2 separate regions of the Homo sapiens genome follow, and region 2 is linked to region 1. A link is a loop called in an ENCODE intact Hi-C map of the cell type or tissue named here. Cell type or tissue: K562. All regions are shown on one strand. Each heading gives the region's core, and the rest is flanking DNA. Links, peaks and the distances in the headings are about the cores only. Region 1 holds the start of LOC102724530 (a long non-coding RNA gene). Region 2 overlaps HOMER1 (homer scaffold protein 1).

Region 1 (4,401 bases), core at 118-4,117:
GTGGGCAATAAAACAAGAACACACTCTCCAGCCTTCTAGTTTCTGAATACGGCATGGAAGAAGTAAAATGGAATCTACCCCCGAGGAAGCCACACCACTGCAGGGCAGGGTGCAGAAAGAAATAGGTCTCTAGGGGCCTGGCCTGCTAAACCCAGAGGCTGCCTGCCGTCGGCAGCTGGCGCTCAGGGGTGCATAGGGGACTGGAGAAAGAGAAGGGCTCCACAAACCCAAGACCCTGTTCAGTCCCCAGCTAGTTCTCTGCTCAGGGGCTTTACCCAAAACCATAAGATAAACTCTTTTTCTACAAATCCACATAGGCTTCCCAGAAACCAAAAGGCTCTCCACAATGTTTCACATGAGTCTTAAACACTGGCTCAGGTTGGGCGCGGTGGCTCACGCCCGTAATCCCAACACTTTGGGAGTCCCAGGCGGGCGGATCACAAGGTCAGGAGATTGAGACCATCCTGGCTAACATGGTGAAACCCCGTCTCTACTAAAAATACAAAAACACAATTAGCCAGGTGTGGTGGCGGGCGCCTGTAGTCCCAGCGACTCAGGAGGCTGAGGCAGAATGATGTGAACCCGGGAGACGGAGCTTGCAATGAGCCGAGATCGCGCCACTGCACTCCAGCCTGGGCGACAGAGCGAGACTCCATCTCAAAGAAAAAAAAAAAAAAAAACCCACTGACTTATCAAGCAGAGGTTCATCAATGCTTTTTGGATGACGCGGTTCCACACAACTTCTCGGCTGCGCATGACACCTTTCTCCTAGCCCCAGATTCAACAGTCAGCAGCTTACGAAAAAGATCCCCCTAGTAACTTTATTGAGACATAAGTTACAAACAAGTTGTACTGACTTAAAGTATACAACTGGATGAGTCTGGACAGTTGTATACACCATGAAACTACCATCACCACCAAGATCACAACACTGCCATGGCCACCAAAAGATTCCTGGGCTCTTCTGCAGTCCTGTCTTCTATCCCCTGCTACAGGCAACCACCGACCTGCTTTTTGTCACTATATAGATCGGTTTGAGTCTAGAATTTTAAATAAATAGAATCAAACAGTATGTCCTTTTGTGTTTGGCTTCTTCCACTCAGCATAATGAGATCTGTTCATGTTGCTTGTACCAACATGTGTTTCTTTTTATTGCTAAATAGTAACCCATTGTATAGATGCACTATGTTTTATTTATCCATTTACCCCTTGGAGGGTATTTGGGTTGTTTCCAGGGGATATTACGAATAAAGATTCATGTGCGAGTCTGAGTGTGGACGTGTATTTTTATTTTTCTTGAGTAAATAGGAGTAGAATGGCTGGATCATATGGTAGGTGTATGTTTAAAGAAAGTTCACAAAATCCTGAGGCAAACAATAAATGATTGCCAGACACACCTTTGCCCTCAATGCAAAAAAAGGTTAGAGTTTCTTTGGAGGCATTGATTTTTAACGTTCTCTTTCTCTGAATGTTTTGAATATAACAGGGATGGAAGAAGAGGTTTTAACAAGTTATACATCATTTCCCTCATTTGCAGAGGAGGAAATTAGGGCCTGGTGAGATGAAGGTACCTGCCAAAAATGAAGTTATATACAGGCCTGGCACAGTGGTTCATGCCTATAATCTCAGCACTTTGGGAGGCTGAGGTCGCTTGAGCCCAGGAGTTTGAGATCAGCCTGGCCAACAAGGTGAAACCCTGTCTCTACAAAAAATACAAAAATGAGCTGGGCATGGTGGCACACACCTTTAGTCCCAGCTACTTGGAAGGCTGAGATGGGAGGATCACCTGATTCCAGGAAGTCGGGGCTGCAGTGAGCTGTGATCACATCACCACACTCCAGCCTGGGGGATGGGAATGAGACCCTGTCTAAAAAAAACCAGAAAGGCTGGCGCGGTGGCTCATACCTGTAATCCCAGCACTTTGGGAGGCCAAGGTAGGTGGATCCCTTGAGGTCAGCAGTTCAAGACTAGCCTGGTCAACATGGTGAAACCCCGTCTTTACCAAAAGTACAAAAATTAGCTAGGTGTGATGGCACATGCCTGTAATCCCAGCTACTCAGGAGGCTGCAGCAGGAGGATCACCTGAGCCTGGGAGGCAGATGTTGCAGTCAGCCAAGATCATGCCACTTCACTGCAGCCTGGGCAACAGAGTAAGACCCTGTCTAAAAAACAAAACAAAAAAACAAAATCAACAACAACAACAACAAAACAATCATGCTTGATTAAAAACTAAAAACAAAAATAACCCCCAAAACAATAACAACAAAGAGTTACAAGCTGCATGGAAGATAGTGGCAGGTCACGTGTGTGAAGAACACCGCGTGGCAAATGCACGTGTGCGGAGTTCTTCATGGAAGGAAATGTCAAGAAGAGCCCCCTGGCTCTGGGAGCTGACTCACACTATTAGAGTTGTGCACTGTCACAGCTGGGAGTGGCCTTAGTCATCATTTATATTGGATGACACATCTTCTCAACTTAGAATCTGATGAGGAAAAGTCGTTTTTAGCATGAGTTTCTGACAGAACCCCAGCCCTGAGACTTAACAGTCATGTGGACGGACCATCACTTTGCCCCAGGCCAGCACTGCCCACTCAAACAGCTAGGCCTTTGCAGTTTGAGTAGGTCAACACCTCTGTGGAAACACCTCACACCTTTGACAAATGTCAAACTGCCAGTAGTGAACTTTGAATTCCTTCAAGTAGAATCCAGTGGAAATAGTTGTTCCTTTTTCATCCTTGTTTGCAATAAAAATGGAATGAAATCTTTAATTGAGCACATCTCTTTCCTAATCTGAAAATAAGCCTCATAAAATTCTAATTAAAAAAATCAATTCGGCCGGGCGTGGTGGCTCACGCCTGTAATCCCAGCACTTTGGGAGGCCCAGGCGGGTGGATCACCTGAGGTCCTGGGAGTTTGAGACCAGCCTGACCAACATGGAGAAACCCGTCTCTACTAAAAATACAAAATTAGCCGGTGTAGTGTCGCATGTCTTAATCCCAGCTACTCAGGAGGCTGAGGCAGAAGAATCGCTTGAACCCTGGAGGTGGAGGTTGCGATGAGCCGAGGTGGCACCACTGCACTCCAGCCTGGGCAATAAGAGTGAAACTCCATCTCAAAAAAAAAAAAAAAATCAATTCATGTTTGCTGTCTATTGTCAATAGCATGCGTGATTCCTGGAGGGATATTGATAAGATCACTTTTAGCAATAAGATAGCAAATCTTATTTTAGACGGGACGCTGCTTGATGCATAATATTTTGAGTGTTACAATCAGGTAGATAAAAAAATGCATATTTTGAGGAAGAAACATGTCACTTGGAAGTATTTGACCATAACCTCAACAGCAAATAAAATTACTTCATTCCTTCAGGAAAAACAACATTGAGAAGAGAATTCATGATATGAAAAGAATATATTGGTTAGAATGGAATGACTTAGAGTTGGTTTCTTGGAATGACTTTTTCTTCACAAAGTGAAAAGAATTGAAATGAAATTCAAAAATTATTTGACCCAAATAATAAAGAGGAAGAAATAACAACTTACAGAGAGATGTTACCTTTATCATGTTTTCAAATTTGTCGGTTTTCTCAAAGGCATCCTAGGCTGTGGTGAAAAAAGCTCCTATCATCCTTGCAGTTGCTTTTATAACCTGCAGATTACGCTGAATCCCAAAGGCATTTTTGTATGTTGTTGTTTTTTTTTTTTGAGACGGAGTCTTGCTCTGTTGCCCAGGCTGGAGTGCAGTGGCTCGATCTCAGCTCACTGCAACCTCTGCCTCCCAGGTTCAAGTTATTCTCCTGCCTCAGCCCCCCGAGTAGCTGGGATTACAGGCACCCGCCACTGCGCCAGGCTAATTTTTGTATTTTTAATAGAAACCAGGTTTCACCATGTTGGCGTCTGGTCTCAAGCTTCTTACCTCAAGTGATCCGCCCACCTTGGCCTCTCAAAGTCCTGAGATTACAGGCATGAGCCATGGTGCCCGGCCATACTGCATGTTTTTAAGGAACCCATACATATTCTCACTCTGAAGGTAAACTGTTGGCTCCCAGTCTGCAACAAAAACTATTCCAGTATTCAGTCAAGGTGGAACCAAAATCTTCACATTGAAATCTAAGTTGAAGGGAGATTTTTACTGAAGAAGGTGTATGGGAAGGCTAAGTAAGTTCTCTAGGTGAGGAATGGGGGTGTCACCCACTTTTTATCATAATGACCCCCTTTATTTGATCCCAACTCGAATAACCCTGGGGCTCTTTCCAGAGGGCTGAGGAGGCAGGAGACCTAAGCACTCTTAGTATTACTGACAGCATTTTAGCATCCGGAATGCCAGGGTCTGGTTTTCCAAAAACCTGTCCCCAAGGCTCTTTTGAGTCCATGTGAATTAATCTCCTCTGGCACAAGAGGA
Region 2 (4,401 bases), core at 148-4,147, 120 kb after region 1:
ATAAGAAAAGCTTACTGGAGTATTTTTCTGTTGATTCATAAACGAATTCTAGGAAATTGGTGTAACAATAATTCTCAAGTTCTTCATCTTGAGCTACAATTCTTTAAAAGTACTACATACAGTGATGGATGCTAAAACTTACTATGGATGTGGAAAACTGGAAGAATGTTAAGATAACCCTGAGAAAAAAGTAATAAAATCAGAATTTTATTTTAAAAACAAGACTTACTCAAACTCACTAGAGCTGACATAAAGAATTACTACATTTAGCTCTCAGGCATCTGCGTAATAAGAAAGAAACGAGGATCATAAAAAAACTAGAGCAAAACAAAAAACTATTTTCCAGGAGATACATAAGTTTTGGTCTAGAAAAAAAGCAGACAGTTAACATTCATCACTTGGATAGCTCTGATTTTTAAAAATCAATGATGATGCTGTTTTACAGTTACCAATGAAGTCTATACTTTCAAAAATATTATATGATTAACCAGTAAATCTTCATCCCAAGAGAGTGCAAAGGCATAGGTCCAATAAATACAATCAAACTCAAGGAAAGGAAGAGAAATTGTACATTTCCTGGTATACCTTTAATGCCTAGCTTAGAAGTATCCTTTTCAGATATGTAAGTACAAATGGCTACTGCAGCAAAGGAGATTATAAAGAAGGTTATGGTTTCAAATAATTTCCTTTCTTTTTAATTTTCCAAAAGAAAGTAGCCTGAAAGTATTCTAAGTATTCTAAGAAGTATTAGAAATAAGGCTGGTAATATTTTCCACTGAGGATTTGACTCTGCTGCAGACCCTGTTCGCTGACTATCTACCAACTGTTCTTCCTTGCTGCTCCCCAACAAACCTCAGATACTCTACCCTCTTCCATATGACTGTGAGCTTCGCTAAGGATAATCATGGCAATCCCATTCTTGCCAGAAGTTGGGTTAGGAATGGACCTCTGAAACAATTCCAAGAAATAACCAAGAAAAGTTTGCTAGAAACTTCTAGGTACACTCACAGACAGTACACATGTAAGAAGGAATATTCTCTGAAACGGTATGTTTGCATGTGACATCAGGACCTAAAGAAACCCTTAGTGCTGTGAGGGGCGCATACCTGAGACCAAAGCCAACATTCTCTGTCGATAATAGCATACGGAAAAACAAAGACTCTGGTTCCTTGATGATGTCACTGGACCAACAAATCACCTTATCTCCAGGCTTCTATATGATAATACGTTTGCTAATTGTTTCAAACAGTTGTCATTTAAAAAACTATGCAAATGAAAACTGAGGAAAGAGGCTTACTTACAATAAACTCTGCACTAACATGCCCCCCCAATACTGTAATTGGTGGCAGTTCAGAACTATACAAGCTACACACTGGTCATTCATTCACTTCATAACACCACCCCACAGTATACACAATTTGATTTTGGGGTCCCCATTTAAAATTGTAGAACCAACAGAGCAATTTATAAGAATAACTGCATTGAGATGGGTGGGAAGAGGAAGAAATGGAAAGGTAAATGTGGAACTGGCAAAAATTCACCACTAGTTGACTTTCTGCAATAAGGATTTAAAATCCAAAGCTTTCAATTAAAAAAATAGTAATATAAGAGCTTATTAGAGCTATGGAGGCAACCACTAAAAGAAATAAAAATTACATTTTTTAAAAGTAGTTGCTTCTGGGGATGGGGCTCAATTACTTCGCTTTCTTATCCTTTAGGTATTGTTTAATTTTTCTTAACCTTGTATAGGTATTAAAATATCTTTCTAAAATGGCACTGTGAAGAAATTACACTTACATAACAATTAACGATGGAAAATAATGCTTTAGGGGCCATTTTTGAAGACTGCCAAAGAATCAAAGAATGACAATTTTAACAGGTTGGAACTCAACTGAGAGGAATAAGGGAAAGTAGGAGAGGAGCGAAATCCAAACATGCCTAACTGTAGGACTACAGGTGCTGAAGGTACATCCAATTCCCGACAAAAACATCCCCCTTGATTTGAAGTAAACAGGAAAGTAAGACAAAAAACATTCTACCCTCAGCTTGCTTTTGGGTGACTGAAGTGGCAAGAGAAGCTGAACAATACTTGTTCAGGCCAAAATGAGAATGACAAGGATAAGTCCAGGAATAGACGGACACTAATTACCATTTAACTTGATAGGTAATGGCTGGAGAATTTAGTTTCAGTGCCACTATGAAGTGGCATAGCATGACTTTGGATGCAGCAGCTCAAGCACTGGAATTTCCTAGAAAGAATTATCCTGTACAACTTAATAATATAAATTGAAACTCCACACGATTATCAGGGAACTGGTTTAAATCTCACCACCTCCTCTCTTTCTCATACATATATCCTACCCCATGAAAAATCTCATTAAGATACCTGTTTTGATGCTGCTCAGAGATTATGACTGCATAATATAACATACTACCAACTGTATGTCCCTATGCCATGATATGTGTAATAAGCTGATTGCTTATACATACAATGTTCTTTTTTAAAAACCATATACGAACTTTGAAGAATGCAAAGGTTTTTCTGCTAATGGCTACCCAACACATAATTATACTGCAACAACTCCACCTAGTGATGAACCAAAAATATAGCAGGTGCATGTTTTTTAAAACCTGGAAGTTACTCTATAGCAAATACAAAATTGTAAAGTAACCTTGCTATAATAGAAGTATCGAGACTTCTGGAAGGATTTTTTTTTTTAATTGTATGATCTGGCCAGGCACAGTGGCTCACCTCTGTAGTCCTAGTGCTGTGGGAGGCCAAAGCGGGAGGATCGCTTGAGCCCATGAGTTCCAGACCAGGTTGGCCAACAGCAAGACCTCGCCTCCATAAAAAATTTAAAAATTAGCTGGCTGTGGTGGCACATGCCTATAGTCTCAGCTACTCAAGAGGATGAGGCAGGAGGATCATTTGAGCCCAGGAGTTGGAGGCTGCAGCGAGCTATGATTGTACACCACTGCATTCCAGGATGGGTGACAGAGCAAGACCCTGTCTCTTTAAAAAAGAAAAAAAAATGTATGATCTGAATTCCTTGATCTTTTAATCTGTTGGGTGAACACTGAAATTAAAGGTTTTAAAAAATAATTGTTTGCATTATAGTTATCAGAAATATTTTCATGACATTAAGTATTTAATTGATGTATTTGAAGAAAATATCAAATCTAAAATTTCCATTTGGAAATTAAGATTCTTAAATTATATAAAAATACACTTAAAGAGTAACAGTACTGTTTACATTTCTTCTTTTTTTTTTTTTTTTTTTTTTTTTTGAGACAGAGTCTCGCTCTGTCGCCCAGGCTGGAGTGCAGTGGTGCAATCTTGGCTCACTGCAAGCTCCACCTCCCAGGTTCACGCCATTCTCCTGCCTCAGCCTCCCGAGTAGCTGGGACTACAGGCACCCGTCACCACACCCTGCTAATTTTTTGTATTTTTTAGTAGAGATGGGGTTTCACCGTGTTAGCCAGGATGGTCTCGATCTCCTGTCCTCGTGATCCGCCGGCCTCAGCCTCACAAAGTGCTGGGATTACGGGCGTGAGCTACTGTTTACATTTCTTATATGTCACCTCTTACTTTAAGAGTAGTTTTTATAATCTATAGGACATGGTATTAGTTATTAAGAGATTTTAGTACTTACTCTTGGCCACTTTAATAAGTAGCTATAAAGTATTAAGGAATATGCTGAAATTCAGAGTAAAAAGCAAGCAACCTCATTCAATGCACATTTAAGCAACATCTTCAATGTTCAAAGAAACTTGCTTGGTATGTATTAAATAACTGCCAAGTGACTTTGTCCTTACCACCCATTAAAAACCCCATCCATTTCAGGTAAAATTTCAGTGTTTAAAAATATATCAAGTATGCCTGATAGATCACATTTAAAATTACATTTTTAGGCTGGGTGTGGTGGCTCATACCTGTAATCCCAGCACTTTCGGAGGCTGAGACAGGCAGATTGCCTGAGCCCAGGAGTTCAAGACCAGCTGGGCAATATGGGGAAACCCCATCTCTACAAAAAATTAGCCGGGCATGGTGGCGCACACCTGTGGTCCCAGCTACTTGACAGGAGAGATCACCTGAGCCAGGTAAGTCAAGGCTGCAGTGAGCTGAGATCGTGCCACTGCACTCCAGCCTGGCCAACAGAGGAGACCCTGTCTCAAAAATAATAATAATAATAATAATAATAAATAAATTACAATTAGAATTGATATGGCACATTCCATTTTACTTGACTTTAAATATTCTCCTCTTCCCAAATGATTTCCACTAACTCAAGCTAAATTCTGAGAACTGACAGTATATGCCTGGGAAATCTAAAGAAAGTAATCTCTTGTTAATAACTAGAATTTAATTATTGTTAATATAGGTAGTACTATTTGACCTAT

What was found. Peaks named below come from ENCODE experiments on the same cell type or tissue, not always from the same donor. Only the 100,000 strongest peaks of a DNase experiment are listed, where the experiment ranks them.
Region 2: it touches region 1 in a loop (2.2-fold over the local background); 2 of 110 quality-filtered maps call a loop at or near these places.

The regions. Positions count from the first base shown.
Region 1 is chr5:79,344,275-79,348,675 of GRCh38, forward strand. It overlaps LOC102724530 (a long non-coding RNA gene), which reads right to left and starts at 3,740. Exons shown (of 3, transcript XR_001742756.1): 1 at 3,543-3,740. RefSeq lists an enhancer at 1,867-3,066. In K562, for the core only: no CTCF peak of the experiment used is centred there; a DNase peak (open chromatin) is centred at 2,397.
Region 2 is chr5:79,462,323-79,466,723 of GRCh38, forward strand. The region is part of intron 1 of HOMER1 (homer scaffold protein 1); the gene reads right to left. Among named protein-coding and RNA genes, the nearest start is that of HOMER1, 50 kb to the right of the region's middle. In K562, for the core only: a CTCF peak has its summit at 2,587; a DNase peak (open chromatin) is centred at 2,559.